Regions from separate parts of the Homo sapiens genome. Here region 1 is linked to region 2. Evidence: read pairs that join two places in POLR2A ChIA-PET (ENCODE). Cell type or tissue: IMR-90. All regions are shown on one strand. Links, peaks and the distances in the headings refer to the core of each region. The heading gives the core; the rest is flanking DNA. Region 1 overlaps GLI2 (GLI family zinc finger 2). Region 2 has its middle 25 kb from the start of GLI2.

The links. Peaks named below come from ENCODE experiments on the same cell type or tissue, not always from the same donor. Only the 100,000 strongest peaks of a DNase experiment are listed, where the experiment ranks them.
Region 1: POLR2A ChIA-PET joins it to region 2 with 13 read pairs; 2 of 35 experiments call an interaction of 5 or more read pairs at or near these places.

What each region holds. Positions count from the first base shown.
Region 1 is chr2:120,884,391-120,900,208 of GRCh38, forward strand. All of the region lies in intron 2 of GLI2 (GLI family zinc finger 2), which reads left to right. Among named protein-coding and RNA genes, the nearest start is that of GLI2, 160 kb to the left of the region's middle. RefSeq lists an enhancer at 2,480-3,047. In IMR-90, for the core only: no CTCF peak of the experiment used is centred there; a DNase peak (open chromatin) is centred at 9,151; H3K4me3 peaks cover 210 bases; H3K27ac peaks cover 1,926 bases.
Region 2 is chr2:120,703,040-120,718,857 of GRCh38, forward strand. No RefSeq gene overlaps it. Among named protein-coding and RNA genes, the nearest start is that of GLI2, 25 kb to the right of the region's middle. RefSeq lists enhancers at 2,618-3,333, 6,339-7,207, 7,208-8,075. In IMR-90, for the core only: no CTCF peak of the experiment used is centred there; a DNase peak (open chromatin) is centred at 7,532.

The sequences.
Region 1 (15,818 bases), core at 6,693-11,692, 180 kb after region 2:
TAGGAGACACCAAAAAATGAGGACATTACTTAGTGAGTCCCTCACCTCCCTGGCCCCATTCAGCAGACTCGGAGGAAGGACATTGCCCAGCATTGAGCCGTGTGTGGATTTAATGGGGTTTCCAGCTAAACCTTCCATCAAATTTACGGCTGTGCCTGTCTCCTGACCTTCCCCCTCACACATTCTTTTCAGAAATGAAGCTGTGTGCAGGCTGTGAGGTGTCACTTCCCCCACGCTGGAGATATACAGCTTGGGCCTGGGTTGAGACAGTGGATTTAATCAGGCTGGGTCCCCGCAGTTCACCCGCCCCTAAGCTGAGTGACATTAGGGTGGCCGTCGGAGTCCAGCTAGAGTGGGCAGCACGGAGCCAGCAAGTGTTTGTCCTGCCAGCCACAGGCTTCTGCTCAGCCTTGCCTCGCCTCCTTGCTGGGAGAGTGGCGCGTGGGGGCCCAACATCTGCTCACCCCCTGGGCCGGAAGGTGGGGTTCTTCCTGTAATCTTCTCCCACAGCCCCCACCTCCTACCATTGCTGCCATGGCGGGAGCATCATCAGCCGGCCTCACTCCTGCTTTCCCCACTATCCTAACAGCTGGGCTGCTCCTGGCTCCCTCTCCATTCATTTCTTGCCTTCCATCTTGGAAGTGTTCAGTGTCTGCTGAATCCTCCCACCCCAACCTCACTGCCCCTCTAGAGCTTATTGCCTTTCAAATACAGCTCAAATATCACAACCTCCAGGAGGCTTTCCCCGATCTCATCACCCCCAGGGAAGAGATCTCCCTTCTGCACATCATGCAGACCGGGTCCTAGAGGGTGAACCTTTCTCTGTATGCCTTTCTCTGTTGCTGGGCCTGGCCCATGGAAGAGACCCAGTAAATAGACACTGTCATTGTCACAGGGCCATGTTGTCAGATGCCTGCTCCAGAGAGTGAAGCTGCAGCTACATTGCCAAGCTCACTGGGCTTTGTAAATGGCCCCTCAACCTCAAAGGCAGCAGCTGCAGTCTCACAGCTGGCCTCTGGGGAGGCTGCCTTCCGAGGGTGGCTCCCCTGAGCCTGGCCACCCCAGCCTCGGAAATGCTGACAAGGCCTTTCCACCCGTCCCTTCTGGGGCAGCGTGTGTTTTCATGGCCCTTCACTGACTGATCCCATGTTCATCTCACCGACTGCCTCAGAGGCCTCGGGGCCTGGGGCGGGGCAGCTATAGCAACAGGCAGCGTCCAGTGCCCACTCGGACACACAGGGCCCTTGAGGCAGCTGCTGGCAGCAGGAGGCGTCTAGCAGGTGGGCAGAGGGACTCAGGCTTGAGGCCACGGGGAGGATTAAAAATAAAATTGCCTCTGCTCCCTGGAAGCTGAGGCCTCTGTACTTGGAGTTGGAGGATGACAGACACAGGAGGAGGGAGAATCTGCTAGCACCAAACTCCCCTCTACCTGGTCATGTGTGGGAGCGGGGCCTCACGTGTGGGACACTATCATTCACATTCAAGTGATCATTATTATCACACAGGGCCGTGAGCTAAAACCATACTTCTGTCATTCTTTGGCTCTAAGAAAATGAAAAAGGGAAGTAACTCCATTTACTGAGCACCTGTTATATACCAGATAATTTTACATGCATTAGCGTGCCATCCTCATGCTGGCCTCAGGAGGTGAGAACCCCTATTCTCATTTTTCCAAAGTAAATTTGTGTGTGTGTGTGTGTCTGTGTGTTTTGGTTTTGGGGTTTTTTTTTGAGACAGGGTCTTGGAACCCCTATTCTAATTTTTCCAAAGTGTGTGTGTGTGTGTGTGTGTGTGTGTGTGTGTGTGTGTGTGTGTGTGTGCGTGTATATTTTGGTTTTGGGTTTTTGTTTTGTTTTGTTTTGTTTTGTTTTGTTTTGTTTTGTTTTGTTTTTTGAGTCAGGGTCTTGCTGTTTGCCCAGGCTGGAGTGCAGTGTCATTGATCATGGCTCACTGCAGCCTTGTCCTGCTGGGCTTAAGCGATTCTCCCACCTCAGCCACTGGAGTAGTTGGGACCACAGGCGCGCACCACCACACTTAGCTAAGTTTTTAAATTTTTTGTAGAGAAGAGGTCTCATTATTTTGCCCAGGCTGATCTCGAACTCCTGGACTCAAGTGATACTCCCACCTTGGCCTCCCTAAGTGCTGGGATTACAGGCATGAACCACTGGGCACAGCCCCAAAGTGTTTATGAAAGGGAGTGGCAGGGTCAGACCTGCGCTCCAGAGAGCTCATACTAGCCTTCCTGAGGGGCGTGAGTGGGTGAGGCAGAGGTGGAAAGGCTGGGAGCCTGCTTAGTGAGCTGCTGAGACAGACAGGAAATAAAGGGGCCTGGAGTGGGACTGCGGTAGCCTGCATGCTGGCCCCAAGCCGCACCTGGTGGGTGGACCCAGGGCCCCAAGGAACCCCAGACGTTGCTGGCTGGGTGGATGGCGGTGCCCTTGCTGAGGCAGGAGACCCTGCCCAGGAGCAAGCACAAGGTGCTGGGAGAAGATGCCACGGTCTGTCTGTGTCAGGCGAGGCACATCCAAGATGCCTGGGGCTCACGCAAGGGCTGGACGGAGAGATCCAGGGCTCAGAAGAGAGATCTGGGCCCGAGACGCAGATGCAGAAACACATGGTGAAAATACTCATCCAACACACTCACGTTTTTCCTCCGTAGGTGCCAGTGACACTGTGGGAAGATGCCTGGCTTCCCAAGCACACCTCAGACGCTGGCCCCCGATCAATGCCTGTGGTCCTTGAAAGCAGATGGCCAGATGCCCTGCCTGAAAACTCCCACATGGCAAGTGGTAGATGTCACAAGCCACAGAGCACCCCCCGCCCACAAGATCCCCCAGCCTGCTTGTGGGAGGGAACATCCCATTCTGGTGCTTTTGATCTCTTCCTGCAAATATGCAGCTCAGGCGACCTGGGAATATTCCCCCACAGTGAACCTGAATTGATACTCACCAAATTAGATCAATTCCAGCCGGAGCCTGGAGCCTGTGATTATCACCCTCTCACCGTGCTCTTTTCCTTGCTGGGCTGCGTGTTGGATTTCCAAAAGGCTTGTAATCAACAGCAGAGAGAGCTATGTATAGCCCACTCCCCGCGCTGGCGAAGCCCGGGAAGGCCACTGTTTGAGGTTAGGCTTGAGTCAACTTGTACCATGTACTTGGGAGCCATTCAAAAGAGGCGGTGCACACACAAATCATGATGGGGCTAATCAGAAGTTTGGGTATTTAGTGGGATATGTACACAGCAATCATTGTTGGAAGCGCCCTTCTCCCACAGAGGCCATTATCCCGGAGCGGGGTGCTGTTTGCCTGGTTTTGTCTGGGCCACAATTTGCATTCACTTGATGGATTGTCAGGGTCGGGGGTCTCCTCCTTGGGAAACAGTGGAGTGACTGCTCAGCACACTCTTAAGAGGAAGGGGAGCGCTAATACCAGCGTTTGCCCAGGTCCTTGAGAGGGCCCGGGGATCCTAACGCAGTGCTAGATCAATATGACAGGCGCTAAGAAGCTTGGGACATGCATTCACAAACCCCTTTTATTGCTCCACTCCAAGCCAGGGAGAGGGGAGCTGCAGCTTGGGCACAGCTAGCAGGACCTGGCCGACAGGCTCTTGTTTGTTTTCCCGGCTGCGGTGGCCTGCGGTTCAGTTCAAGTTTGCCAAAGTGATTTGGAGTGGCCTTCCCCAGCTGAGCCTTGCGTGGGACCTGTTAAGCCCCTGCTCTGTCACCTGCCTTCTTTCTGTCTGGCTGGATGCCGAAAAGAAACCTCCAGAGGGAGAAGGGAGTCGGGGAGGGGTAGAAGGGAGGCCTGTTTTGCCCGCTGGGGCAAGGGCAGCTGTTTCTCTGGGGGTAAACACTCTTAGTTGCCAAAATGCCCTGCAGTTGAGTGATGTTGCTTTCTCGTTTGGCAAGGCGAGAGGTGTTTTTGTTTTATTTTTGGTATTTTCCTGGGACATCTGTGACACCTGTTGACTCCATGAGTTCTCTCAATCTCATCGTCCCCGAGCATTAGGAACAAAGCCCAAGGGTTCCACATTCTCTCCTTTTGAACAGCACCGCCATCACTTTTATCTTCTTAATTTTCAGGGTGTTTTCTTCTCTTCAGACAGGAGAGACCCTGTGCAGTGTGATTCAGGGGAGAGTGGGCACCAGTGAGAGACACACAGGCCGTGAGGGCCATGTTCCCTAACAAACAGTGTTTGGTGTGGACAGGGCCTACTAGGGTGTGGTGGGTGGGGAGATTGTTGAGTTTTTTTTTATTGCAACCAGTCTTCAGAGCAATCAGGGATTTTCTTTTCTTTCTTCGTTCAGAAACGTGTGAGGAAAGCTGACTAGCATCGACAATGCCAGGTTTCCTCTGTTGGGCCTTCTATTCAGGGTCGCTGCTTGCATGTTCCAGTTCTGGGTCAGGACTCATGGTCAGCGTTGGCTGACATCTCAGTAGCAAGTCTTTTTTCCAGGAGAACCCAACACTTCAAAGGCTTATCAGTTAGTGGTGACTTCGTGTTTCTAGTTCTCCATGTTGATGGCTAAAATGGAGACAGTTGAGTTGTCCCCAAGAGGGGACCAAGTCTTTCCTTTTCCCTGGGGGTGGGGAGGGTAGAGTGAAGGAGGCCCAGGCTAGACGGCCGTGAGGACTCTGTCCAGAAAGGGCCCCTCCAGCAAGGGTGATGGGTTGGGCGCTGCAGGACCGCGGAGAAACAGAACGCATCTTTATCTGGTCCTCCGAAAGAAGTGCGGTGGCCATAGTCTCCTCTTTTAGCCCTTTTCTGCCCCTGTGTCTCAGAAAAGTCTTGAAAGGGCTGGAAGTCTGTGGGTGATGTTAGCCTGCTGAGATGCTCGAGGAAACTCAAATGGCTCTTTCTTTGTATCACGTCTTTCCTGTCAACTCATACCCCACCTTGAGCCAGCCCTCAGAAGATGGTTGCAAGAGACACACCTTGGGTAGTAAAGGTGGAGAAAGAATGCTTTCCAGTTCAGACAGTCAGCTCCTCCATCGAGGAAGGATGAGAAATCACAGCCTTCAGGATTTCAGGCCAGGCACAGGACTCTTAGACTTGATACCATAAGCATGATTCATAAAAGGAATGATTGACACATTGGACCTCGCCAAAATCAAAAATTTTGCTCTTCGAAAGACCCTGTTGAGAGGGTGAAGAGACAGGCTGCAGAATGGGAGAAAATATTTGCAAACCTCATACCTGACAAGGGACTAGTACATAGAATATGTACTCAAAACTCAACAGTAAAAAAGAAACAATATAATTAGAAAATGGGCAAAAAACAGAAAGAGACCTTTCACAAAAGAGGATTATATAAATGGCCAATAAGCACATGAAAAGGTGTTCAACTTCACTAGCCATTAGGAAAATGCTAATTACAACTGAGCGAGGTATTATACACACATCAGAATGGTTAAAAGAAAAAATATTCATAATGAGAATGCAGAGAAACAGGAGCACTCACACATAGCTGGTGGGAATGTAAGACGGTACAGCCTCTCTAGAAAACAGTCTGGAAGCTTATTATAAAGGTAAACATACTGCATAGGACCCAACAGTTACACCCTTGGGCATTTATTCCAGAGAAGTGAAAATTTATATTCACACAAAAACCTGTACACAAATATTTATAACAGTTTTATTTGTGATGTCCCCAAACTGGAAACAGCCCAGATGTCTTTTCGTGGTCGAGTGGTTAGACAAACTGTGGCACATTCATACCAGGGAATACTACTCAGCAGTGAAAAGGGACAAACCATAGATGCCTGTACCAATTTGGCTGAATCTTCGGGGAATTATGCTGAGTGCAAAAGCCAATCCCAAAAGGTTACCAACTATGTGTTTCCATTTATGTAACATGTTTGATGTGATGAAATTTTAGAAATGGAGAACAGATCAATGGTTTCCAGGGTTTAATGACAGTAGGGGTGAGGGAGAGGAGGGCAGCAGAAGGGTGCTCATCGTGACAGAACTGTTTAGTATCCTGACTGAGGTGGTAGATATTGAATCTGTACCTTTAATGAAATTGCATAAAACTAAATGCACACACATTCACATATATATATATATATATACACATAAAACTAAATGCATACACATTCACATACATACATACCTGCGTGCAAGTAAAACTGAGGAAATTAGAACAAGGCAGATGCATTGTATCACTATCAGTATCTTGATTCTGATATTGCACTGTAGCTTTGCAAGACATGATTGGGGAAATCTAGGTAAATCATACACAGGATGTCTTCCTGTTACTTCTTACAGCTGCATTTGAATCTCAAATTAGCGAAAAATAAACAAGGTAATTAATATATGCAATGCGAATTACGTCACGTGTCTTCACTAGCTTGTCCTCAAGTAAGCAAGCCGTGCTGTTTCCCAAGGGGCTGGGCCTCCTTCGGGACATCTATGCTTACCTGGAGGCTGGTGGGTTATAGCGAGGTGGGGGCACGGGTCCCCCCAAAGCTTGGCTTCGTGAAGCTGGTACCCAGGTAGTGGGGAGGAGAGAGGATGTGTGTCCTCCAGTTCTCCTTCAGTCATTTTCACCTCTTGGAGTTTGCATCTTGGGGATGGCTTCTCCTAATGCCTTCCCAGGACTGTGTTCATTTGTTCATTCATTCATTCATCAGTCCATTTGTCAGCAGGGATTTCTTGAGGACCCACTGGGCACCAGACGTGGAGCCCACAGAAATGAAAAGATGGACCTTTCAGCATCAGGGAGCTGATGGCTGGTGGGGAGCAGGCAGTGGCTTGAATGCCACACAGGAAGGTGCTATGGGAGAGTAGCAGGCACCCCTCACCCAGGAGTGGGTGCACTGGGCGGGGTGTCTGGTGGATAAAGAAGAAATCGGGGAGCCTTGCTGGAGGTGATGGTGCTTGTGTTGCCTGTTGAACAAGTGGGTGTAGGCAGAGAAGGAATTTCTTGAGAGGCAGTGTTGCCTAGTGGTTAAGAGTTGGCTGCCTGGGTTTGAATTTGGTCTCTGTTTAACTTCTCTTCTTCAGTTTCCTTTTCCATGAAATGAAGGCAAAAAGGGACCCTACCTTATAGGCATCGTAATGTGGATCAAACCAGTTCACATTTTTCAGGACCTGGCCCATGGTGAATGCTGGGTAAGTGTTTGATAAATTAAATCACACAAATAGATGAACGGGCGTACAGAATGTGATTGAAGCCTGGGCTATGCTGGGAGAAATCAGAGCTGGAGTACAGGCTGTGAAGGGAAGGGGGAGCAGCAAAGGGCAGGGCCTGGCTTTCCCCTGGATGCTTATGGGCACCTCTCCTCTGGGGAGCCGGCTATGCTCCTGGCTCCAGTAGAGTGGAGGGCACCACACATGCTTTCTTTACAGGGGAAGGCGCTGTTCCCTTCTCTTCCTTACTTGCCCTTTCCATGCACCCTGACCCCACTGAAAAAGCAGCAGAGAGGGGCTTTGCACACCAGGCTGTCCTCATTTACTCAGTCCAGATACCTGGGAGATTGTGAGAAGCTGGATGCACCTTCCTGGACCAGCGACCCCTCTTTCCACTGCACTCCAGGTGTGACCAATGCCAGTCTTCACTGAGCACAGTGGGTGAAGCCCCCTTCCCATCCCACCCCACCCTGCACCTTGTGACCTCCTGCTTGGCTCTGCGGATTGTGGTCACCACCTTGGACTACTTAACCCCAGCACTTTGGACAAAGCTTGACATCTGATCAGGTGCTCATTAAAAGCACTGTCCCATTGTCGGGCCCCCATCCACCTCTCTCCCCCGTCAGCCAGGGAAGGGAAGATTTGGTCTCTTTGCTCACGTGACAGAGATGTCCCCACCTTTTTGACCTGTTGAAGGTTCTTCTGGGCCACAGGAGAAACGTTTGTTTCACGAGAGGTTTCTGCAGGTGGTGGGCCTGAGCCGCCTGCTCTGGGAGGACTGAGGTTTGGGCTGAGGAACTACGTGGTCATTCGGTGGTTGATGTGGAGTTGGAAGCCCTTGTGGGACCTTGGGCAGGGCACAGGCCTCTGTCTGCCCCTTGGAAAAGTGGGTGCATAAATCCTGCTCTGTGCATAAATCCTGTCCCAGCTAGCCAGGGGCTGCAGAGGGGAGAGTTCTGGTGCTGGCCCGGTACCAGCTTGGATGGTTAGTGTTTGTGGCAGGAGCCATCATGCTCTGCCTCTCCTGCCGCCACCTCCTGACCACTTTACTGGATCCTGCACCTGCGTGTTTGTGCCTGAGGGGCTTTTTCTTGCTGCTGCGCTGGTGGCAGTTCAGGGTGCCAGGAAATTAACACTGATAATCAGTAACCCTACTTAACAAATGTCTATGGCAGAACTGGTGTGTAAATACCCCAGCTCCCTCACCCCTCAGCTGGGTCTACTCTGGTTCTCAGAAGTTCTGTGTGGAGCTCAGCTGCCCTTGCCCAGAGTGGTAGGGGGTGTGCCATTGTCCCTGATTCACCACCTTCGGTGTCTCTTCCTGATGTCCTCAGCTGCCCTGTCATCTCCAAAATAAACCACTTGCACTCACATCCTTGTCTCAGGTTCTGCCCCTAAGAGACCCAAACCCAATGGGGTTGTTGCCACTTTTCTGATAGATGCTGTGGATTTGAAGTCAGGAAGGATAGACCACCGCTAACCCGAGGAGTGACCGCCAGTGTGAAATGTGGGCCATGACCCCTGCCTGGCAGAGCTCCTGCCCCCAGCGTGCATAGTTATGAGTTATTTGACTAAGGCATCTTGCCACAGCCTTCTCAAATATCTCAGCAGCTCAGCCTGTCCTCTGTAGTTTGGGAGGAAGGCTGAATGGCCAGGAATAGCTGGGGCTTCTATTTCTTGTTTCCTATTTTAGTTTTTGTCCTTGTTGTTGGATGACGTGGAGGGAGAAGGGTGGGCTCAAGGTGAATAACCAAGCCCAGCCCCTGAAGGGAGAGTTCTTTTCAAACCCTGGTGGCCCCTGCCCGCCCCCCAGCCTCCCCTCCCCCACCTGGGGTATGTGTGTGGCTCTGGCACAATTAAGATTCTTGCTGGGTGCCCCCAGCCCCCGCTGGCCCTGCTGCTGAGCAGCCTGTCTTGAAGGATCTTCTGAGAACGGACTCCTTTTCTGGGAGCGTTTATAAGAGATTTCTCATGGCTCAGTTCCCCTATAGAAAACCAGGAATTGTAAGTCTTACATAGCTCAAGAAAGAAAGTGAAGGGAGTGAGTCAGAGCCGGCCAAGAATGAGTGAACAGGGTTGGTGGCAGTGTCTCGGGAGGAATTACCAAAAAAGAAATGAAAGGAAAAAAGAAGAAAGAAAAAAAAAAAGGAAAAAGAAAAGCAAAACCAAGTTCCCCCCAACCCCCCACAAAACAGAAAAAAAAGATAAACTTTTAGCAAACTAATGTGGACAGGGGGCCTCTGAACTCCCTGGCAAAGCAGTTGGGCGAGGAAGCGGATGGTTTTCTGGGTCTTCAAGTGCATTCTGCCTCCTTAGTCCAGGCCTTTGTGGACCTGGTCTGGGGGAATATTTAGCAAAGCTGTTTATTTTGCATAAACCCGAGTAATGACCCAGCCCTAGGGGAGGGAATTGTGTGGGGCTGACAGCAGCGTGATTTAAGGGGGAGCCACCTGACCCCTGCCCCTCCCAAACGTCCCCTGCAGAATAAACTCGCTTTCTTCCCAGCCCGCTGCATGTTAATCAATGCCGAAGGCTGAGGCCCGAGAGGCCTATTGTGGGGACAGTCGGGTCCTCCTGGGGCTTTGTGGCAGCTCCAGCTGAGTTCCTTTCTCTCTGCTGCTCACTCTGACTTTCCGGAAAGGCCCCAATCTCACCCTGGAGCTCAGCTTGCTTTCCTGGTTCTTCCCAAGCAATTGTCCGTCTCTCAGATCTGTGCACTTTTTGAAAGCAAAACTCATTAGTATATTTTTTAAATGTGTTTTTGTGACAGATGTCCCTTAGAAAGGACACCCCTTAGAAAGGATAGCTGCCTGGGGCCCGCGTAGCTGATAGCTGCCTGGGACCGGCGTGGCTCCGCTGACTCAGGCTGGGTTTCAGCTACGCCTCTGGGGGACTTTAGCCTTGAGTATACGCAGCCTGGGAGTCTCCAGTGCTCAGAGTGCCTGCTCTGTTCCCTCCTGAGCATTCTGTTCCCTTCTCACTCTCTTTCTAGAGCGCCAGTGTGGGATCAGTTCTTACTGCCAGGGGTGGGGGCTAATCTGTGTCTTGTGTCCTTGAGGACCACAAATGAAGACATGCATTAACCCTTGGGGGGGGGTACCAGTGATTTCAAACCGCCCCCCCATAAATCCCCCCACTTCCATTTTACCTCTTTCCTCCCATATGGTTTTCTTTTCTTTCTTTTTTTTTTTTTTGAGACAGAGTTTTGCCCTTGTTGCCCAGGCTGGAGCGCAGTGGCGCGATCTTGGCTCACTGCAACCTCTGCCTTCTGGTTTCAAGCGATTCTCCTGCCTCAGCCTCCGGAGTAGCTGGGACTACAGGCGCCTGCCACCAAGCCTGGCTAATTTTTGTATTTTTAGTAAAGGCAGGGTTTCACCATGTTGACCAGGCTTGTCTTGAACTCCTGACCTCGTGATCTGCCCGCCTCAGCTTCCCAAAGTTCTGGGATTACAGGCGTGAGCCACTGTACCCGGCCCAGTATGGTTTTCTTTCTAGTGCCTCAATGGGTGCCTCCTTGAGGACCTGGCTGATGGGGAGGGGAGGGGAGGGGCTCCCCGGTGGAGGCTTGGGCCACCAGGCTGTGGACACTGCATGGACCTCAGCCATCCCTGCAGGCTGGCCTGGCTTCCCTCTGTGTCAGCCTTTCCAGCGTTTGCAGCCAGCAATTCTCTCCTTGGAAACTGGGAGGGAAAAGAAAACAACAACAATGAAAAAACAACAACAAAACTAAACGTGTGAACTTGGCTGTAAGTATGGAGCAGAAAAGTTTTGCTTGGATGTGGCACTGGGGAACTGATGGAAGGAACAGTCCTTTGTTAGAAGGGGAGGAAGGGGAAGTGAAGTAGTCTCTCCTTAGAATTGGGGTGAATTGTTATGAATAAAAAATACATACTTCTCAGGGCTGGATGCAGTGGCTCACACCTGTAATCCCAGCACTTTGGGAGGCCAAGGCAGGCAAATCACCTGAGGTCAGGAGTTCGAGACCAACCTGGCCAACATGGTGAAACGCCATGTCTACTAAAAATACAAAAAGTAGCTGGGCATGGTGACATGGGCCTGTAATCCCAGCTGCTCGGGAGGCTGAGGCAGGAGAATTGCTTGAACCTGGGAGGTGAAGGCTACAATGAACTGAGATTGCACCACTGCACTCCAGCCTGGGTGACAGAGCGAGACTCCGTCACAAAAAACAAGAACAGAAACAATAACAAAAACAAAACAAAAACATGCTTCTCAGTAAGTTTCCCTGGGAGGATGGGCCCGGAACCCAGAGACACTTCGTCTGGTCACTGGTCTCCCCTCGTCTTGTAATCCCTTCCTTGCCTCTTTTTAAAAGGAAAGGTTTGAGCCCACTGTGGTTGCTATGGTTTTCTAACCAACACCTTGATATTTGCAAAGGGCTCTGAAGTCATTAGAGCTATTTCTTGCTCATCACCTCCTGGTGAGACAGATGTGACTCTCCCCTCCCATTTTATGGGTGAGGAAACTGAGATTGGAGAAGGCAGACAAGGGCCAGGGTGTCCTGGAGCTGTGTGAAGGTTCTAGGGTTGTGATTCATCAAGCCAACAGTTAGAACTGTCATAGTTTTCCTGTCCCTCTCTGTCCCTGAGTGATCTTGGGCAGGTTGGTTCTCACCTGCCTTGATGGTCTGTGGATCTCATAGCATTAAGTGTGGCTCAGATTTCTCCCTCCCTTCTTTCCCCCACCCTCTCTCCGCCCCACCCTGAGGTCAGCCTGAAGGCAGCCCCCTAGCCCCACCCCAGGCCTAGTGGGAGACTCAGACACACCAGGGGTGTGGGTAGGCGAGGGCCATGACCCCAGAAGGCTGTTTGGGGTCCAGAGGGAGCCCAGAGGGGCCCTGTCTTCCCTGCCTGAGGCAGGGTGGGATCCGGCATGTCTCAGAGATATGAGTATTAGCCAGGCCCACCAAGCTGGGGTGGGGGGGTATTGACAGTAATAAGGAGGTGGTTTCTGTTCTGAAGGGTGAAACTCTGAAGGCCCTAGTGCTGGTGTGGTGGTAACAGCAGTAAAAATTTTAGCACCACCAACAACTGGCATTTTGTTTTGAAGGTGGAAGTGTCAACAGGTCTCTACCATGGCTTCCTTTGAAAAACACACATACACACACACACACACACACACATACACCCACCCCCCCACACACTCACACACACCCATACACACACACACACACACACACACACACACACACACACACAGCCTTCTTCGGAGGCCTTGGCCCTTTTTCTCAAGGAATCCCCAGCTTGGGCGTTAATCCCTCAAGAGTCACCAAGAGTTAACTCTTGAGAAGCTCGTTTATTCATTTTTACCCTATGTAGTTCTACAGGCAGCCTCCAAAAATGCATAGTGTGTAACAGGGCTGAACAAAAAGTGGCGGAGATCAGGGGAAAGAAAAAAAGGGGATCATGAAATAGAAATTAACAAGTTGAAGTTGAGGCCAGTGCTTGCCTAGGGGCAGGGGAGGAACGTGTCCACCTCTGTCCCAGGTGGCCTGTGTGAGGGAGAGGGGCTGGGGGAAGAGATTCCTGCACTGTTCCCCATGGGGCTGCCTGCGGGCACATGCCTCTCCCCAGCACCACCCCCACTGACACGCTCCAGCCGCCACGCCCTCTCCATCACAAATGTGGCCACAGCTCCTGGTCTTGTCCGGGTCAGCCTCAGAAGTAGCAAACTCCCCGTGTTGACTTCCTGTTAGGGGAACGAGGATTCCATCCTTTGAGTCCTAAACCTCTGAAACAGCATGGGCCCCTGCTCCCTGGCTCTGCCCAGAGTTGTCAGAGATTCAGAGAATCGTCTCTCAGTTTTGCTCAAGAGCCTGAACACTACCGCTTTCCTACTAAAGGCTAAAAATAAATTTTGAAGCAATAAAGGTGATCACAGTAGAGACAGTTCTCCACTTACAATGGCTCGACTTTACTGTGGGTTTACTGGGGCATGGTAAGTTGAGGAGTAAATGTGTTACTTTGTAAGGAGGGCAAAGATTGTAGGCACAGGGTTTTTGGAGGCCAGGGGATTGATTCTGTTGGGTTTCTAGTCTCCTCTGGATGACATCACCAACCTGAAATCCCTTACCTGTGTCATAACAAAGGACACTTTGTGTAATTTTCTTAGATACTCACATCTTTACCACTCTATTCTGGAAAAAAATACCCATTTAGGCCTTGCCGTTAACATGTCTGATCTCAGGCCTGAAGATCTCTTAGAGACTCAGTTTCCCTTTCTGTACAATGAGTGGGTTTGACTGATACTCATGCTGAGCTGGTATCTTTTATCCTGTATTTATATAACATGGTCACCTCTTTAGGGTGCTAACATTTTATGAGACCTCTTTAAGGTGCTAAAGTCTCATGATATCATCCAGTAACTCTACCCCATGAAGGGACATTTTATTACTCATTAGGCATCAATGTCAGGTTCAGCAAGTCTTATCTTGATGCTGACCCTTGGGAACTGCACCTTTCTGCTTTCCACCGTTCAGAGGAGTTGATACACTGTGATTTTCAGTGAAGGGGGACCACAGGTCCCCTTCACCTGTGGTCTTTTCTTGTTGCTGTTTTGTGGAGTGGTTTCCATCCACCCCCTACTCCCTCGAAATTAGGGTTAAAACGCAATGGCATAAGGCACTGATATAGATTAAAACACACACACACACACACACACACACACACACACACACAAAATGATTGTCATAAAGAAAATCATTCCAGTCCTGTGAGTTTGGGATTATATTTTCCCCAGACATTTACTGTGTTTATAGAGAAAAATAAATATCTCTGTAAACATGTGTTGTATTTACAGTGAAAATAAATATCTAAATAAATATTAAGCTTTTAAAATTGGAGCACTCGCAGAAGGAAATGCAAATGGATGTGAGCGAGGGCTGCCTCACTTGGGGCGTGCATGCCTGGATTCGCACTGAATTGGGGTGCGTTTGTCTTTCTTTCCAGCTCGGAGTGCAGAGCCATGCTTCAGGGAGGGGAAATGAACATTTATGGAGCACCCACTATGGGCTCGACACTTTACAAAGAGAGCTTCATTTTATCACCACCCGGCTCTGGGTGGCAAGGAGTATCTGTGTTACTTTGTAAAGAGGGCAAAGATTGTGGGCACAGCGTTTTCGGAGGATTCTGTTGGTTTCTAGTCTCCTCTGGATGACATCACCAATCTGAAGTCCCTTGCTTGTATCATAACAAAGTGTCCTTTGTTATTTTCTCAGATAGAGAAAATAGATGAGGAAACTGCAGCTCAGAGAGGTGAAGCGACTTGTCCAAAATGACAGTTACCAGTTGGGGTAGCTGGATGTTGTTCTCACCCAGAATGAAAGAGCAAGTTATGGAACAAATCTGTACATGGCTGCTGGTGCTAAGACTTTTCTAAATCCAGGACCAGGGTTAGAAAAGCCAGGAGCTATGGCAGTTGTCAGCACGTGGCACCTCCAGACACAGAAACGAAAGGGTCTGCGGTGGAGTCCTTTTTCCTCTACTCCCTCCGGGAGGGCCTGGCTGCTCACGCATTTACGCCTCTCTCCAAACACTGGGTCCTTCACTGGAAACTCCTCTGAAGGACAGCAAGCCTCCTGCACCCCGCCAGGAGAGCTCTTTCCTGGAGATCAATCTGCAGAGAGCAGGCTCATTGTGAGCCATTGTGAGCCAGAGCAGGCTGCAGCTGGGCCTCATCTGTGCATTTGTGTTTTACAAGCAGGCGTCTTGGTGGGAGATGGGTTTTGCAGATCAGTGTAATATAGAAGCAAACACTTGAGGATGGGAGGGAGAGCACGTTTCTCACTTTAGGGGTTTGCTTCCAGGACTTCCTTTTTTGGAAGTATGTTCTTTTTCTCTCTCATACACACTTGTGTGTACACACACATACACACACACACACACACACACATACACACATGCACACACATTCCACCCCACAGCCTGTTCCTCAGGCTGCAGCTTCCCCAAGGAAGGCGAGTGCCCCGAGCCTGCTCCTAGCTGAGCCTGCGCAAGGCCATCAGCCAGTCTTGTCTGGGTCGAAAAGGTCTCGTTGGCTGTGTGATGCAACTTGCAGTGAACTGAGGGTGACTGTGGGCGTCACAGCAGCGTCTCAGAAGGCCCTGTTCAGCCCTGTCTGGGACCTGTATATAACGGAACTCAGTCTCACCTCTGCAGAATAGGAATGGCGGTGCCCATCTTCCTCTTTCTTGTGGCTACTCTGAGGGTTAAGTGAAGTCATCGATGAAAATACGCTTTAGAAATGAGGTTTGTACAGCGAGTGTAAAGGCAGGCTGTTTTTCTAACTGGTGTCCAAGCCAGGTGTGGACCTGCAGTAAAATGCAAATGACCCTGTTATGTGGACAGGGGCCATTGTGACAGTGAGCTTTGTTAGGATTGCTGCATCACCCACAAGCCTGTTACTGCTGAGCCCCAACTCCAGCTTCTGATTCCAAGGGCCTGGGAAGGTGCGGAGGATTTGCGTCTCTAGCAGGCTCCCAGGACATGCAGAGGCTGCCGGCCGGGGGCCACACTGGGAACTGCTGGGGAAAGTTTGCTTTACTTTGAGTTCTGAGGCAGGCAAGGCAGAAGAGGCAGAATCTCCTGGGGGTGGGAGGGTGGTTACAAAATGAGGCCCCAGCTTGTTTGCAGCCCCCATTGCCTCTTGAATGGTGGATATCCTGGCTGCCT
Region 2 (15,818 bases), core at 5,140-10,139:
ACCACTGCGGAGTCGAGGGTGAGTGAGGAATGGCTCCTTTACAGCCTAACAATTCACGGAGTAATGACCTAACATTGCTCCTCTGGGAACTGGGCCCAAGAAATATATTTTTGCAGGTAACGGCAAATAAGAGCCAACTCGGCAAAGAGGAAGACTGAATAAATCTCCCCGCCCCCAGGATAATTCACACATTTTGACAAAAGCAATCTATAAGCACTCTACTGAATCTGAAATCCCTGAGATGGGATTGAGAATGGTATTCATTGCCAGACTTATAAAGCCCAACAGATCCCAGGGGAGCCAGAAACCTGTCCCTCCCTACAGACAACTCAAAAAGGCACATTCTTCTGCTCCAAGTGGGTGGGGGCCTTCATCTGGGATTTGGGGGTCTCTTAAAGGCCTGCACAAATTTTCCAGCTGAGGCGTGATGGGGGACAACTGAAGAGAGCAGTAGAAATAACATCCCTCATCTGGTTTACTGCCAAACTCCTATTCATCCTTCAAAACTCTGCTCATGAGTCATCTCCTCTGGGAAGCCCTCTGAGCCCTGGCCTTCCTCACTCTGCAGCTGAGTCAATTCTGAATCCACCCTTTACCTCATCAGTTCTCTAGCCTTCAAGGCCATCCTTCCCTTTAATGCTCAAGGAGTAATGGGCTGAGACCCCAGGAAGGCCAGCCATTGCCTGGTTTCCTGCCCCCGAGTATTTCTGAGGACAGCTTCAGGCCCAGCTGCTGACACTGTCATTGCTGCTGGCTACATCACACATTGCTGGAGCCACCTTTTCTGTCCTGCCATCTCTCACTCCTCACTGCTCCTCGCCTCCTTGTCCCACTGCCACAGGTGGCTCCATGATTCCCCAAACATGGCGAGCACCAGATACAAACTTTTCCAGAGGTTTGAGAATGGCAGGAGGGAATTATGGTGCAGAAGAGAAAAATCTTCAAATTGGACAGGGCCCCTGCTCTATGGCCTGCTGGTCAGGCCCACCCAATAAGCCCACGGGGTGCTCCCCAGGCTGGTTTGCTGCCCTGCACCGGGGCAGCCAACCACCTGGCCCATATCCTTGGAACCAGGATCCTGCCCTGCCCCACCCCCGGCCCTCTTTCTGCCCGTCAACGGCCATACACACTGCCTACCTCATTCCCGGTGACAGGCTCTCCTCCCTTGTTATCAAGTTCACGTTCTTGGACCCAACAGTGCTCCCAGTGAGAATGACCATTTACAGTTACAAACAGGACAATTGAGCTCAGGGGTGAAAACTTTCAGCTCAGAAATAGGATTTCTGACTTTGATTTTTAAACATTCCCAAAGCAAAGAGCAATCTTTCCCCAATTAGAATCAGAAGCTGTCGGGATCTGAAAATGGGCCTCTATGGCTTCAAAAACTCAAGGTCCAAGCTTATGCCAGGGATGCGGTCCCCTCTTGGGGAGTGTATCTATGCTCTCACAGCTGTGTATCAGTCCCTCGGCTAAACTCTACGCCCCTGAGGGCAGGACAGAATTAACAACTATTTATGCATTTGCCAGACTCTAAGCACGTTATACAAGTTCACTGGTCTAAGCATGGTGTACATGTTAACGCATTTCCTTTCAAGGAAACCCTATGAGGTAGCTTCTAATATATCCGCATTTACTGGTGGGGAAACTGAGACACAGAGAAACCAGGTGGCTTGTCCAAGTCACAGGACTAGTGTATGGCCTCGTTTGGCCCCAGAGGCCATGCACTGAAGCACTCCACCCCCTCCCCCACAGAAGCCTTTATCTCTGCACTCCTGGAATCCATGGGTTCCAGCTGTGGCTCAGAACCTGGGCTTTTCACTTTTCACTAGGCCAGGCTGAAAGACACCAGGTCTCCAGGATCTCTGCCAAGGTCTCTCGGTGACCCCACAGTGACTCACTGTGCCCCCTTGTAGGTCTGCTCTGTGCCAGGCCAGGCTCCAGTGTTGTGGGGGAAGGGACAGGTGAGTCCCAGTAGAGGCTGGTCTTCCAGCAGCACACACTCCAGGGATCTGGACAAGCCTCCAAGGTTCACCTGCATTTGGAGGGGCCTCATATGTGCTGACCACCAGGACAGTGAGCATGGGAGGCTCAGCTGAGGACAGAGGTCAGGGGCCTGAAGGACCCTTCTGTCGTTGGACACCTGGAAAGGCCTTTCAGGCCAAGCCTCTGAGAGGCCAGAGAAGGGTGAGGAGACTCCAATTAGACCTGGGTTTTTTGTTTTTGTTTTTGTTTTGGACGCAGTCTCGCTCTGTCTCCAGGCTGGAGTGCAATGGCACCATCTCTGCTCACTGCAACCTCCTCCTCCCAGGTTCAAGCCATTCTCCCACCTCAGCATCCCAAGTAGCTGGGACTACAGGCTCATGCCACCACTCCTGGCTAATTTTTGTATTTTTAGTAGAGACGGGGATTCACCATGTTGGCCAGGATGGTCTCGATCTCTTGACTTCGTGATCCACCCGCCTCGGAGTCCCAAAGTGCTGGGATTACAGGTGTGAGCCACCGCGCCCGGCTGCTTCTTTCTTAAAGTAGGGAACATGCCACCTCTTGCAGGGCTGCTTTGAGCATTACAGGAGGTAATGGACACAGGGACTAGTTTGATCTGTGATGTCAGATAGGTTCTGCAACTGCGTTTTGCAACACTTTTGCCTAGTAAAGTTGGAAAACCTCTGCTGTATTTCCTGGGCTTTGGGTGGGCAGAGTGGAAAGGTAGGGGTGTAAAAGGGAAACCCTGATGCTTCCAGGCCTACTGTCCCGCCTGGCTGGTCCCTCCAGTGTCCTTTCCCTGCCCTTCTCCAAGGACAAATGGAGCACACATCCGTGGGCCTGGCAGTGCGGTGGCTGGCCGCCAGGAGCCCTTTTCCCAGCACTTACCCATTTCCAAGGCCACGGTCATTTAATTCTAGCCCCACACCAGGAACACAGGAGGAATTCAGATTATCCAGAGGAAATGGAACCCAGCGAGTCTACTGCCCAGGGTTTCCTGGCTTGAGCCAGTGTTGACCCCGGGCTCCTTCCTCCAAGCCTGCAGTCGACTGGACCCTCATGTCCCTGAGCAAATGTAGGGGTCTTTTAATATCACAAACCAAATCCTGTTCCTTGACCCTTGCTTACATTCTTCAGTGGCTTCTCACTGTTCTTGTGACACTTTTCAAAAGCTGTGGGCCCTGGCTCTGCCTACCCCCCTCTCAATCCCCACACTCTGCACCTTCCTACTTTGGGGCTAGGAACACCCTCTCCTTGCTGCCAGCTGCCCCCCTTTTTCTTTAATGACTCTGCATCCCAAAGTCAAACACAGTGTCTGGCATAGGAAAGCACTCAGTAATTATTTTAGGGGTGAATGGACTGTTTAGTGAATGAATGCGTGAATGCAGGAAAATGAGACCACAACACAGCTATTCCGAGCTGAAGCCTTTGTGGCTGCCACCACCAGGTTCCCCACCTGCCACCTCCTTTGACCCACTGGCAGATTCTCATGTACATTATCTGGTCACCTGCCACTTCCAAGACCACAGAAATGGCAAAACAAAACCAAAAGGCATTGGCAGAACTCCTGCAAGTCAATCAGCAAAACAAAATGGTTTTTCCATAAAGTACTAAAGGTCTTGGGTTCCTCTTCTAATCCCCATCTCAGTTGTGCCCCAGCCCCCTAAAGACAGTCTTGATCCTAAAGCCCAGAGCATCCCTGCTAGTGGGAAGGAGAGGAAAAGTCAAGGGAACTCAACCACTGTGAGACACTGCCAACTAGCCCTATCAAAACAAGGTTCCAGTTTTCAATTCCAAAAGGCTTTACTACTCAGCCTTGAAGTAGTGAAGAAGTGAAGGCCATTTCACAATTGGTGGAAGTAAAAACAGGTACTTAACATTTTGGAGAGCTCTTGGGAATTGCTTTTCAAAATGCGAAGTGTGCACAGACCGCCTGACCCAGCAATTCGACCCTCAGGTCTCTATCCTAAACAATTCTCCCACATCTGTGCAGAGGTGTGTGCACACCAATGGTCTTCGCAACATTCTCTGTAGTGATGGACATAGAAACAACCCTAAGTGTCTATCAGCAGGGGAATCAGCCACTACATCATGGTACTTCCTTTCTGTGGGATACCAGGCATCTCTGAGTGGTCAAGAAAAATGTCCAAAAGAAAAGCAACTTTCAGAACAACACGGATAATACAATCCAGTTTATATATTTTTTGAAAGGATGGGTAATTCTGGAAAGTGGAGGGGAAGACAATGGGAGCACTTAGAAGGTGAGGCTTCCAGGGGTGAGTGGCAGACATCTCGGCTGATGCTGGGAGGGGGAAAGGTGGAGGGCAGAGCAGAGGATCCTGGCAGGGAGAACGGAGGTGTGAAGCCTCTGAGGTGGGAGCACAAATGACCCAAATAGTGGACCTGGAGCTTGAAGTGGGAGGGCAGAGGCAGGAGAGGTGAGTGGGAGGGAGGGCTAGGATCCTATGGGACCTGTGTGTGCTAAGACCAAGATGGGGCCTTATAGAGATTGTAAACGAAGGGACGACAGGGTAAGTTATAGAATTGCTGGTGGGTAGCTGGAAAAAATAATGATAATCTCTCTCTCTTAAAAAGGAAAAGCGAAACAGAAGTGTTCTGCAGCCTGGGCAGGCTGGAAAGGCGAGCAGAAGCTGTCAGGAGGACAGGCTGCTCTGAAGCAGGTCCAGAGAGCCTCCATCCTGCCAGGGGCACTTGCTTTTGCTGCTGGTACAATGCCCATGACCCCTGGGTCTGCGGTCAGGTCTGTAATGCAGGGACATCTTGGGGGCAGACTTGGCAGGACTTTGCAGACAGGACATGCCAGAATTGAGAAAGTAGGGAGCAGAGAAGCTTCTCCTCTAAAATGAAGCTGGGGGTTCTTTTCCCCAGTGAGGCATTGTTCAAGTGAGGCTCTCCCCTCAGGGGTTTGCTTGACCCTTTCCCCATGACTTAACTGAGCTGTGTTGATCAGCTCGGTCGCCTGGGGCTGGAGAACATTTCTGCCTCTCTTGGAAGAGGAGAGACTTCCCCATCCTGACTCATTATTAGGATGTCTTGATTTTCAGGGAGTGTGGGAGCAGACACTTTTTATGCCTTAAACATCACTGAAACCACCAACTCATATCTCTTAAAGCACCTTTCTGAAGACCAACGCACATCATCTGTGGTCAGTATTGTGGATATTACACTTGCCCCAAAGGAGGAAAAACAAGGATATTATTCCTGTACACTTCTGCATTAGTAGAAAATGGAGAACACCCAACACATCACGAGTGGTCACCACCCGGGATGCTGAAGGAATCAGAGGCCTGTAACCTGGTCACTTTTTGCAATGAGTGTGTATATTGCTTTTATAATAACAAAAAAATATGGCCAGGCATGGTGGCTCACACCTGTAATCCTAGCACTTTGAGAGGCCAAGGTGGGAGGATTGCTTGAGTCCAGGAGTTCGAGACCAGCATGGGCAACACAGTGAGACCCCCATCTCTACAAAAAAATAAAAAATTAGCCAGACATGTTGTTGTGCGCCTGTAGTCTCAGCTAGTCCAGAGGCTGAGGTGGGAGAGTCGTTTGAGCCTGGGAGGTCGAGGCTGCAATGACGTGTGGTCACTTCACTGCACTCTACCTGGGCAACGGAATAGGACTCTGCCTCAAAAAAAAAAAAAAAAAACAAATAACAAAAAAAAAACCCCAAAAAAACTAAATAAAAATTGGGCCTGGGAAACCTTCTGTTTTAACACCACCTTTTCTTGCTCTTCGTCCATCCATGCTGTTCTATCTGAAGCTCGTCTCTGGGACCCTAAACCCTGGCTCAGCCCAGTATGGCTGAGCATGTGTGAACACTTGCCTCCAGGGACGTGCCCATGAGGGCTGAGAAAAACTTTCTTCCTACTCACTTCTTTGAACAGAAATGCAATTCACTCTCACTTTGCGTATGTGCTCCCTATGATTTGGGATTTGCACAAGGAATTATGGCACTCATTTTCCAGTCCAATACAAACGTGAGATTATAACACTATGGCTAATATTTAGAGGCGCCATGCCTGTGTGCCAGACACAGGGCTAGGTGCTTTTTGGTGGATTTGTGTGTTTAACACTCATAACCATCCTTTGGGGTAGGAACTATGACCTGCCCATTTTACAGGTGAGTAAGCTGAGGCACAATGAGACATTACCACTAAAAGCCTTTGACCTTACTTTTATTTATTTATTTTTTTGAGACAAAGTGTTGCTCCGTTGCTCAGGCTGGAGTGCAGTGGCACAATCTCGGCTCGCTGCGATGTCTGCTTTCTGGGTTCAAGTGATTTCTGGCTAATTTTTGTATTTCTATTAGAGATGGGGTTTTACCATGTTGGCCGGGCTGGTTTCCAACTTCTGATCTCAGGTGATCCGCCCACCTTGGCCTCCCACAGTGCTAGGATTACAGGTGTGAGTCGCGGTGCCTCGCCTCTTTGGCCTTATTTTTAAAACAAACAAAAATTTTCAAACCCCTGAAAGAATAGGATATCAACCAACATGGTACTAATCTGATGCTCAGTACAGAGTGCCCATGCTGGTGTCCATCCGACAGTCGATTTATTTTGGAAATTGCTTAGGACAATGGTTCTCAAAATGTGGACAAGCAACACGTCATCCTCATCCCTTGTGAACTTGGAAATGCAAATTCCCAGATCCCTCCAGCCCTCAGACCTATTGAATTAGAGGCTCTCAGGGTGGGGCCCAGCAAGCTGTGCTTTCACAAGCCCTCCAGGGATTCTGATGCAGCTAATGTTAATTTCAGGACATCTGGTTTAGGCTTGAATTAAAAAGAAAGCAAGCCATTCATTGTCCCTGTCCTGATTCTCCTAGGATATTTCAGAACTAGGTAATTCCTCCAAATACTCAAAGCTGTAGGTTAGGACAGTGCTTCTCAAGCCGGAAGAAGCCTCCGGAGGGCTGCTGAAACAAAGACTGCTGGGCCCCACCCCGGAGACGTCCATTCAGCAGATCTGGGGTATGGCCTGAGAGTCTGCATTTCTAGTGCGTATTCCAGGTGATGCCAATGCTACTGTGGGCCCCGAGACCCTGCTTGGAGGAGGACAGAGGTGGTAAATGCCCAGATAACACCTTGTCAAATCCAGAATGCCTCCTTCACACGAGCCTCTCTTTATTTTTTGTTAAGAATTTGAAATTTCTATCTGTGGAAGTGCCGTCTTTGAATTGAAACTCTGAGGCGAATGTAAAATAGGATTTGATACCCACCTCCAGCTAGAAGAAGTGCATTTCGGGCGCACGCCTCGAGAAGGGCTGTGGCGGCTTCTCGCTGAGAGAGCTGCAGGACTCTTTGAGGTTTCTGTTCCCTGCCCACCTCCGGCCCCTCTGGGAGGCAAAGGCATCCCTGAGATGCTGCTGTCTGCCGAAAAGGGCAGGAAGATGGTTTTGAAGAGCACTCCGGAGCCCTCAATAAACAGGCAGGAGACAGTCGCTTCACATGGGCTTTCCTCGTCATCCCACACACAGATGGCAGAGTGAAGCGGAGAAAAATGCCTGAACAGGCTCATGATGCGTCAGCCGTGGAAGGACCACACAGGGCTCTCCAGTGTGATTCATGAGCACGCCGAGGACAGAGCTAAAATCACACAGCAGGGTCAGGCGTGGTGGCTCACCCCTGTAATCCCAGCACTTTGGGAGGCCGAGGCGGGCAGATCACCTGAGGTCAGGAGATCGAGACCAGCCTGGTCAACATGGTGAAACCCGTCTCTACTAAAAATACAAAAAAAATTAGCTGGGCGTGGTGGCACATACCTGTAGTCCCAGCTACTGGGGAGGCTGAGGCAGGAGAATTGCTTGAACTCAGGAGGTGGAGGTTGCAGTGAGCCAAGATCACATCACTGCACTCCAGCTTGGGTGACAGAGTGAGACTCCATCTCAAAAAAAAAAAAAAAAAAAAAATTCACGCAGCAGGTCCCTGCTGAGGAGGCCTGGGAGCCAAGTGTCCTGGGAAAGAGAACAGACAAGAGCTGAAGGCCTACTAAGCGTCAGATGCTGGGACCTTGGTCCTATGGTTGAGAGAGGCAGAGCTGCTATTACCACACAGCTGTGTGTCCCAGGAGATGTGCTAGAGGTCAGTACAGAAGAGACAGTCGAAGGCAGAAGGGACAGGGGTGGGAGGGCCCTTGGGAACAGTGAATTTTTGAGCTGAGCTTCCTTAAAAGAAGACAGGGAAGGGGATTACAAACAGACGGGTGCCCTGATCAGAACCCTGGTCCTTGGAGAGGGTCATAAGCATTTCCCACTCTGGAGGAGACTGGGGGGATTGTGGAGCTGGGGGCCTAGGCCAGCATGGGGCGGGACAGACAAAGAGGAGAGCGACCCAGCAGCTGGGCTTAGGAGGAAGAGGCGCAAGGACTCTGGGTTAGTTGGATGTGCTGCATGAGGGAAAGGAAGGGCACTAAGGGAACTCCTGGATTCACCAATCATGCCCTGTCTCTTCCTGAGCTCCTCATTGGCAGCATAGGATTTCTAGGTTGGAAGGTTCTGGGGCTGCAGTCTGGTCCAGGGCTATGGTTAAGGGACTTGTCTTGAAGCAGATCCACTGTTTTATGATTTGAATTGACTGTTTATTTGGAGGTAGGAAAGAGCAGGGGGAGATGGAGAAAATGGAGTCTAGACTCCCCCAAACTATCTAAAGTAAGCCCTCTGCTAGGTCGTGGGATTCCCAAAACTTAAGACATTGCTCCTGCCCTCCAGGGCCTCACAATTTAGTAAGAGAGACACACCAACAGATCATCAAAATGTAAAGTGTTGAGTGCGTCAGACAGACACACATGATGGCATGGAAGCTGTTGGAGATGGGCTGTGATCCAGGAGACGGGTTGTGGTCCAGGAAGGCTTCCTGGAGGAAGTGGTAATCAGTTAGTTTTACAGCTTTCTGCCCAAGGCGTTGGGTGTGGAACTTGGCTGGTGATAGGGCTGTTTACTGAATCAGAGGAGCACGCTTGGGGAGGAAGATGTCAAGTCAGTTTTGTACAAGTTGAGTCTGAGGTTCCTATACAAGCCAAAGTAGTGATGTCCAGAAGGTATTGCATAGAAGGGTCTCAACTAAGTACCCCACTGACAGTGACACGGCTGGCTGATGGCAGAATTGAGCTTCAAATCCAAGTTCAGTGGTGTCAAAGGCCATGAAGCTGTTCTGGGCCCTTGCAGAGACAGCCCTTAACACGTGCTTGCCAGCCAAACTAGCTTTGCACCATCTGGTCCTGAAAAGCCTTGCAGAGAGCCTCTGAAGGTGATCCACAGAAGGGAGAGGATTTAATTGATAGGAACCAAAAGGGCAAAAAATGGCTTCTATTAGCATGAGCTCATGCTCTCTTGTCTGATTTCCTTCTGATGATGAGATAAGAAGGGAAGATGGCAGAATTTCAAGTTACACCCAAACCACCAAGAATCTTTCTGTCTCCAGCACCCACAGGATGTTTCAGATCAGCTCCTGCCGTTCAGCCCCAAGCCTGCCTTCGCCCCCGACATCAGCCCTCCCCGCTACCCTCCCACCATCACTCCACCCTCAGGGGCCTCCGCAGCCTGCTTCCCATGACTGGGGTGGGCAGGATCTCAGAGAAGGGCCAGGAGGCTCCGCCCAACCAGCTGCACCCCTTCAGTGTTGTGTCTGCTTTGAGGAGAGGGAACCTGAGGCCCAAGTTGCAGGGACTTAGGTTTGGCACAGCCAAGCCTCCAACCCTTCTCTTTCTTAGGTCATCAGCCCTGGATATCCAGCCAGGACAGAGCCAACACCTGTGCCAACACCTGGAGCCAGGTGTCCATCAAGAAGGGACCAGGGTTCGGGAGGTGGCAGCATACGAGCTAAGCCCTTGGCCACGTCAGAAATAGGAACTATTGTTTACTTAATTTTTCCTCTCACGATGAACATTTGGCTCCCAAAAAGTAACTTTCGATTTTTTAACAAAAACCAAATTTTTCATTTTCCCACGACTGTACTATAAGATGTTTTTGTCTCCATTTTTACCAGTGGTCTCTGCCTTATTAAACAGGAATACCCTCAGGGGACCCTATTTAGAGCTGGCATGTTGGCTGCATACCTGTCTTCAGCAGCAGGAGGCTGGCGTCTCTGCAGGAGGCTCCTGCTATGCACTCATGTGAACCACCAAGCCCTCACCCTGCCTCAGTGGGCCACCCAGTCCTGCCTCCCTCAGTCATGGGCAGAAGGTTGGTCGGGGGATATTAAATGGGCAATCGCCTTGCCAGCTTGAGCCAGTTCCCCACCCTGATGTCCTCTACCTGAACACACAGAATTCAGGGAACATCCCCGGGTTCTGATTCAGAGGGTGGGGGTATGGCCTTTGATCTGCCCCACCCCCAGTTCCCTGAGGCGTTTTAATTATACTGCCTCTTGCTATCTTCCTGCTCTGCTGGATGAGCCTCTCTGTCCTCTCCCCTGTCCCTTAGTTCCCGACACTGAGACAAAAACTGAGTGCAAATTCTTTATTTGGCAAGCTGGAAAACACCAGTGTGGTGCTTGAATTAGTAGGCTGGGGCTGCCATAACAGTGTACCCTAAACTGGGTGGCCCAACCAACAGAAATTTACCATCTGACAGTTCTAGAGTCCAGAGTTCAAGATCACGGGGTCATCAGGGTTGGCTCCTTCTGCAGGCTGTGAGGGAGGACCTGCTCCATGCCTCTCTCCTGGCTTCTGGTGGCTGCCGGCCATCTTTGGCATTCCTTGGCTTGTGGATGCAACACCTTGATCCGATGTCATCTTCCCATGGTGTTCTCCCTGTTTCTGTGTCCCAGGTTCCCCTTTTTGAAAGGCTGCCAGTCATACCGGATTAAGGCCCACCTTCATGATCTCATCTTAACTTTAACTGAGCTAATTACATCTACAACAAGCTTATTTCCAGATAAGGTCACATTCTGAGGTGCTAGGGATTAGGACTTCATTACGTAAGTTTTGGGGACACAATTCAACCTGCAACAGGGGTGAAGGGAGACAGGCAGGGAAGGGAAGCTGGTGACGAACTCTTATCAAGCAAGTCTTCATTGTGGGCAGCTGGGATCCCACGGGCAACTCTGAAAAAGTGAAGAACCTGAGGGGTGAGGGAGCTGAGGTATTTATCTACCAGCTCCCATGTGCCAGTGGTGGAAGCTGCTGCCATGAGACAATTCCCTGCGGCTTCCAGCTGGTGTGCAGGCAGAGTGGCCTCCAGTGTCCAGAGAGACCTCCCAGGCAAACACGTGGAAGTCAGACCCAGGCCAGAATGTACATAATGGAAAGGGTCAGGGAATGTGGGCAGGGTACCCACATAGCACCTCTGCCCACTGCCCCAGTTCCCAAAGCTGTCCGGGTCATGCAAGTCCATGAATACAACTTAGCAGTCCAGACCATGACACTGGGCTGGAGTGATGATGAGTCTCACGGTTCCTCACCAGCCCTGCCCAGACTTGATCAATATTCACCATCAATAGGGCCACACCTGGTGCTTCCATCTCCTTTGGGGGAATTGCACTCATAGGGCACCCATAGTGCTTCTGTCCCCAAATCTCCACAGAGGCCCTCCTGAGGCATCCCCTGGCCATGGTCATGGCCAGCTGGTCTTCCTTGCTCCCATACATATTGTTTGACACTTGCCTTTCTTCTTGGATGCGTTTCCATATCAGCATTAAGATCGGTACCATTTGTTTCAAGGGCTTTGTAATAGCCTGCCCCGTGGATGTAACATGATGTGTTTAATTATGCTTCTGTTGAGGAACATATACATTGTTTCCATTTTTGCTATTATTAGGAATGCCACAGAGGACACAAAGTACACTGATCCACATGACAGGTTTCCAGAGGTCCAAGTGTTGGTGAAATGACATCCACCTACTTTAAATGTTGAAAGAGAACCCCACATTGCTTTCCCCAAAGTTACATACCCACCTGGAGAGTAAGGAATGTCTGCTGTGAGCACACAGCATAGGGAGAGGCAGTAGCTAGAGTTCAATGACAACCGGACTTTTCCACACTGCACCAGAAGCTGTGGCAGACACTGGACCCAGGATGTGTCCCCAGACCTCCCCTGTCATATGTGCCAGCTTTACTGTGTTTTCTCGTAACTTCAGACCACGTGTGCACTTAGTAAACATCGTATTTTTCTTTTAAAAGGGAAAATTCCTGGCCAAGAAAATTTTACGTCACTTTTACAAAATGAAAACCAGTCTGGGATCCAAATCCCAGGTGAGCTGCCATTTACAGAACAGCAGGTCTGTGTTGGGCTCCGTGCAGATATTATTTTGCTTAATTTTCACCACAAATCTCCAAAGCAAGGATTAGTATTCTTCCCTTTTATGCAGATGAGGAAAGTGGGGCTTGGCATTTCCCCAGCCTCAGATCCCCTCTCCTGGAGTTCTACCCTCAGCCCAGGCCTGGCCCCTTGGACGGTCACGCCCCGGCTTGCTGCTGACTGCTCACTTGGATCTGCAGAGCCAGCCCATCCCTGGACAGTTTCCCTGAGCTGCCCACACTGATGGTCTGTGCAATCAACGTGCCCTCACATATGCCCAAACGACTCATGTACTCATTTATTCATGCAGTGTTCACTGTTGGTTCTTATATGACAAGCATTTCTGGCAGGCTCTGGGCCAAGCGCCGTGAACAAAGATAAAGTGGTGCCAGCCCCTGCCTTTGGGGAGCTTATGATCTGAGAGGGAGGTGGATACATGTAGGGGAAGACGAGAGGGCATGTATGGGAGCTTGGGAGAAGCATCTAACCTTGTCCATCCAGAGGGGAGAGTCAGGGAGTCACCAGGGAGCTTTCCAGGGGAGGGGAATTTTGTAGGGGGCGAGGGAGATGCACCCCAGGCAAGTCAAATAGTGCATGGAAAGACAAAGAGAATGAAAGGGGTGCTGCCTGGTTGGGACACCCAATGATGGGCATGTTTCCCATCAAGAGCAGGATGTGGGGAGGGGCAGATCCTGGCCATTACAGCGTTGGGATTTTGCCCTAGAGAAGAGGAGGCCAGAGCCAGGGACCCTGATGAAGGCTGACTCCAGCAGCACCAGGCCCCAGCCTGCACGGCAGTTCGGCTGAGCTCGCCTCCCCAGACGTCCCCACTCCTCAGCAGTCCTGGCCAAGCCTGCAGGGTGCCTCGTGAAAACAGGCAGAGGCAGGCGCAGGAGAGTCTAACATGCTGCCAGCCCCAGTTTTCTGATGGGGCCTCCCAGGCAGCAGGCAGCAGGCAGCAGATCAGGAACCAGCCTCCTGGGGGCTGCTGTCTCCTCAGGGCTCTGTCCTGTGCCTGATGAATGCCCGTTAGACTAGGAGGTGGGGAAACTGAGGTAGCCTGAAATCTCAGAGGCAGGCAGGGCTCCAGAAATCATCGGCAAGTCCGACTCGCTCCTGTTAGATGTAGGAACAGGCCTGGAGAGAGAAGGGAATTGCCCAAGTGCGTACAATGAATTAATGATTTGGTTAACACTATAATTAATAATTTAAAAGTTGACATGTATTGAACATTTACTTATGGCACGCCAGGCACTGGCACATTAAATGCCCCTTAGTGATGTTCTGATTCTATCATTGTCATGACCCTCTGAGGTAGGTGCAATTTAGTATCTCCGTTTGACCCTGGGGAAACTGAGGTTGAGACTCTGGGATCTCACTCTGAGAAGGGGCCCACCCGCCTGCACGGGCCACCCCAGGATGAGGTGTGCAGCTTGGGCAGGGTGGGGAGCCCCAAGCTAAGCAGGCTTCCCACATTCCATCTTGGCTCAGGCCCAGCGACACGAACAGACAGGGAGCACCAGGGGGCCTGTCTGCAAGGATCAAAGCGCTGGGTGGGAGGCTGCAGAGCAGGGCAGGGCGGCGGCTTCTGGGGCACCACAGAGAGCCACCCTGCCTCCCCTGGTCCAAGCCAGGCCCACCCTCTCACTCGGTGCCCCAGCAAAGGTCTGGGAGGATAGTGAGGTGAGGCTGTTGAGCCCCAGCAAGTCTCTTTTAGGGACTCTGCTTGCCCAATGGAAACCTACTGCCCCCAAACTTCTACTTGTCCTCCGGAGCCCCATGCCCAGGCTGGCAGCAAACTGTGGGGCAGTCTAGGAGCATCTGTGAGCAAATGTTGACCTCACCTTGAAGTGCAGGTGCAGAGAACTCAATGCTTGGCCAGACACCTGTGGCCAGAGAGTGTGGCCCTTCCTGGCAGCTCTGGGATGGGAGGCCCTGGTCTCCAGTATTCTCTTGCCCCTGTCCACACCCCACACATCCCATATAATGAATGAGGCTAGGGATCCCAGGCTTTGCAGCAGGAAAAACCCCTCTTCCTCTTCAGATTTCAGGGCCAATGAGGCACACATGCAAAATCGAGGGTCAGAGCTGGGAGGGGCCGAGGGGTTACCCCACACCGTGTGGAAGGAATCCAAAGAACCAAGGGCTCACCAAGGACACACAGACTCCCGATGGTGGAGCCAGGCCTGGAATTCACGTCCTGACTCCCAGCCTGTGCTCTGTCTGTGTCTGAGTTCATTTTCTACAGCTGCCATAGCGAATTACACAAATCTAGTGGCTTTAAATGACACACATTTTTTTAATGTCACTGTCCTACTGATCCGAAGTCCAGCACGAATCTCACCAGAGTAAAATTCAGGTATCAGCAAGTGGAGCTTCATTCCTGGGGGCTCTGGGAGACATCCTGCTTTGTGCTCACTTGGGTTGCAGGCAGAACTCAGTTCCTTGTGGTTACAGTACTGAAGTCCTCATTTTCTTGCTGGCTGTAAAGTGAGAGCAGTTCCCAGCTTTTATTTATTAATGTTATTATTTTGAGAGATAGGTTCTCACTCTGTCATCCAGGCTGGAGTGCAGTGGTGTGATCTCAGCTCACTGCAGCCTCAACCACCTGGGCTCAAGTCATCCTCCCACCTCAGCCTCCTGAGTAGCTGGGACTACAGGCACCCACCACCACACCTGGTTTTTTTTTTTTTTTTTTTTTTTGTGGAGGCAAGTTCTCGCTATGTTGCCCAGGCTGGTCTCAAATTCCTGGGTTCAAGCAATCCACCCACATGGGCCTCCCAAAGTGCTGGGGTTATAGGTGTGAACCACTGTGCCAGTTCTCAGCTTTTAGAAGTCACTGCATTCCCTGGTTCATGGTCCCTTCCTACATCTGCAAAGCCAACAATGGCTGCTAGAGTCCTTCTTAGTCATATTTTCTGACCCACTCTTGGGCCTCTGCTTCTACTTTTAAGGACTGAAGTGATTAGGTTGGGCCTACACAGATAATCCAGGATGCTCTCCCTAGCTCGAGGTCCTTAATTTAACCATATCTGCAAAATGCCTTTTGCCACATAAGGTAACTTAATCACAGGTTCAGGAGATTCAGGCATGGACATCTTTGGGGACCATTATTCTGGGGACCACAATGCCTTGCTCACTTTCAAGAGGACCAAAAACAGAGTTGACTCCCAGCCTCACCAAACAGCTTCACGCAGCTGCACTGGGTGACGAAGCTCGGCACAGGACAGTGGCCACTCCTGGCTCTGCCCACATGGGTCTCCCTGGCCTTCACCAGGCTGCTTGATGTGATTCAGAGAATGATTTTTTCCTATCATGAAAGAAGTATATGAACCTTTTGAAAGTTTAGAAAATACAAAAAAAAAAAAAAGCAAGAAAACATTTTCCAGCCCCCAAAACAACCACTGTTAGCATATTGCTGAATTTCCTTCGAGTCTCTTACTCTATGCATGGGTTGGCTTTTTGAGACTAGAGTTGTAATCACATGTAATCAAGTTGTATTTTGGTGTTTTTTCACATAGCATTGTATCATACCTACCTTGACACATTGAAATAAATTATTTGTAAAACCTTTTAAA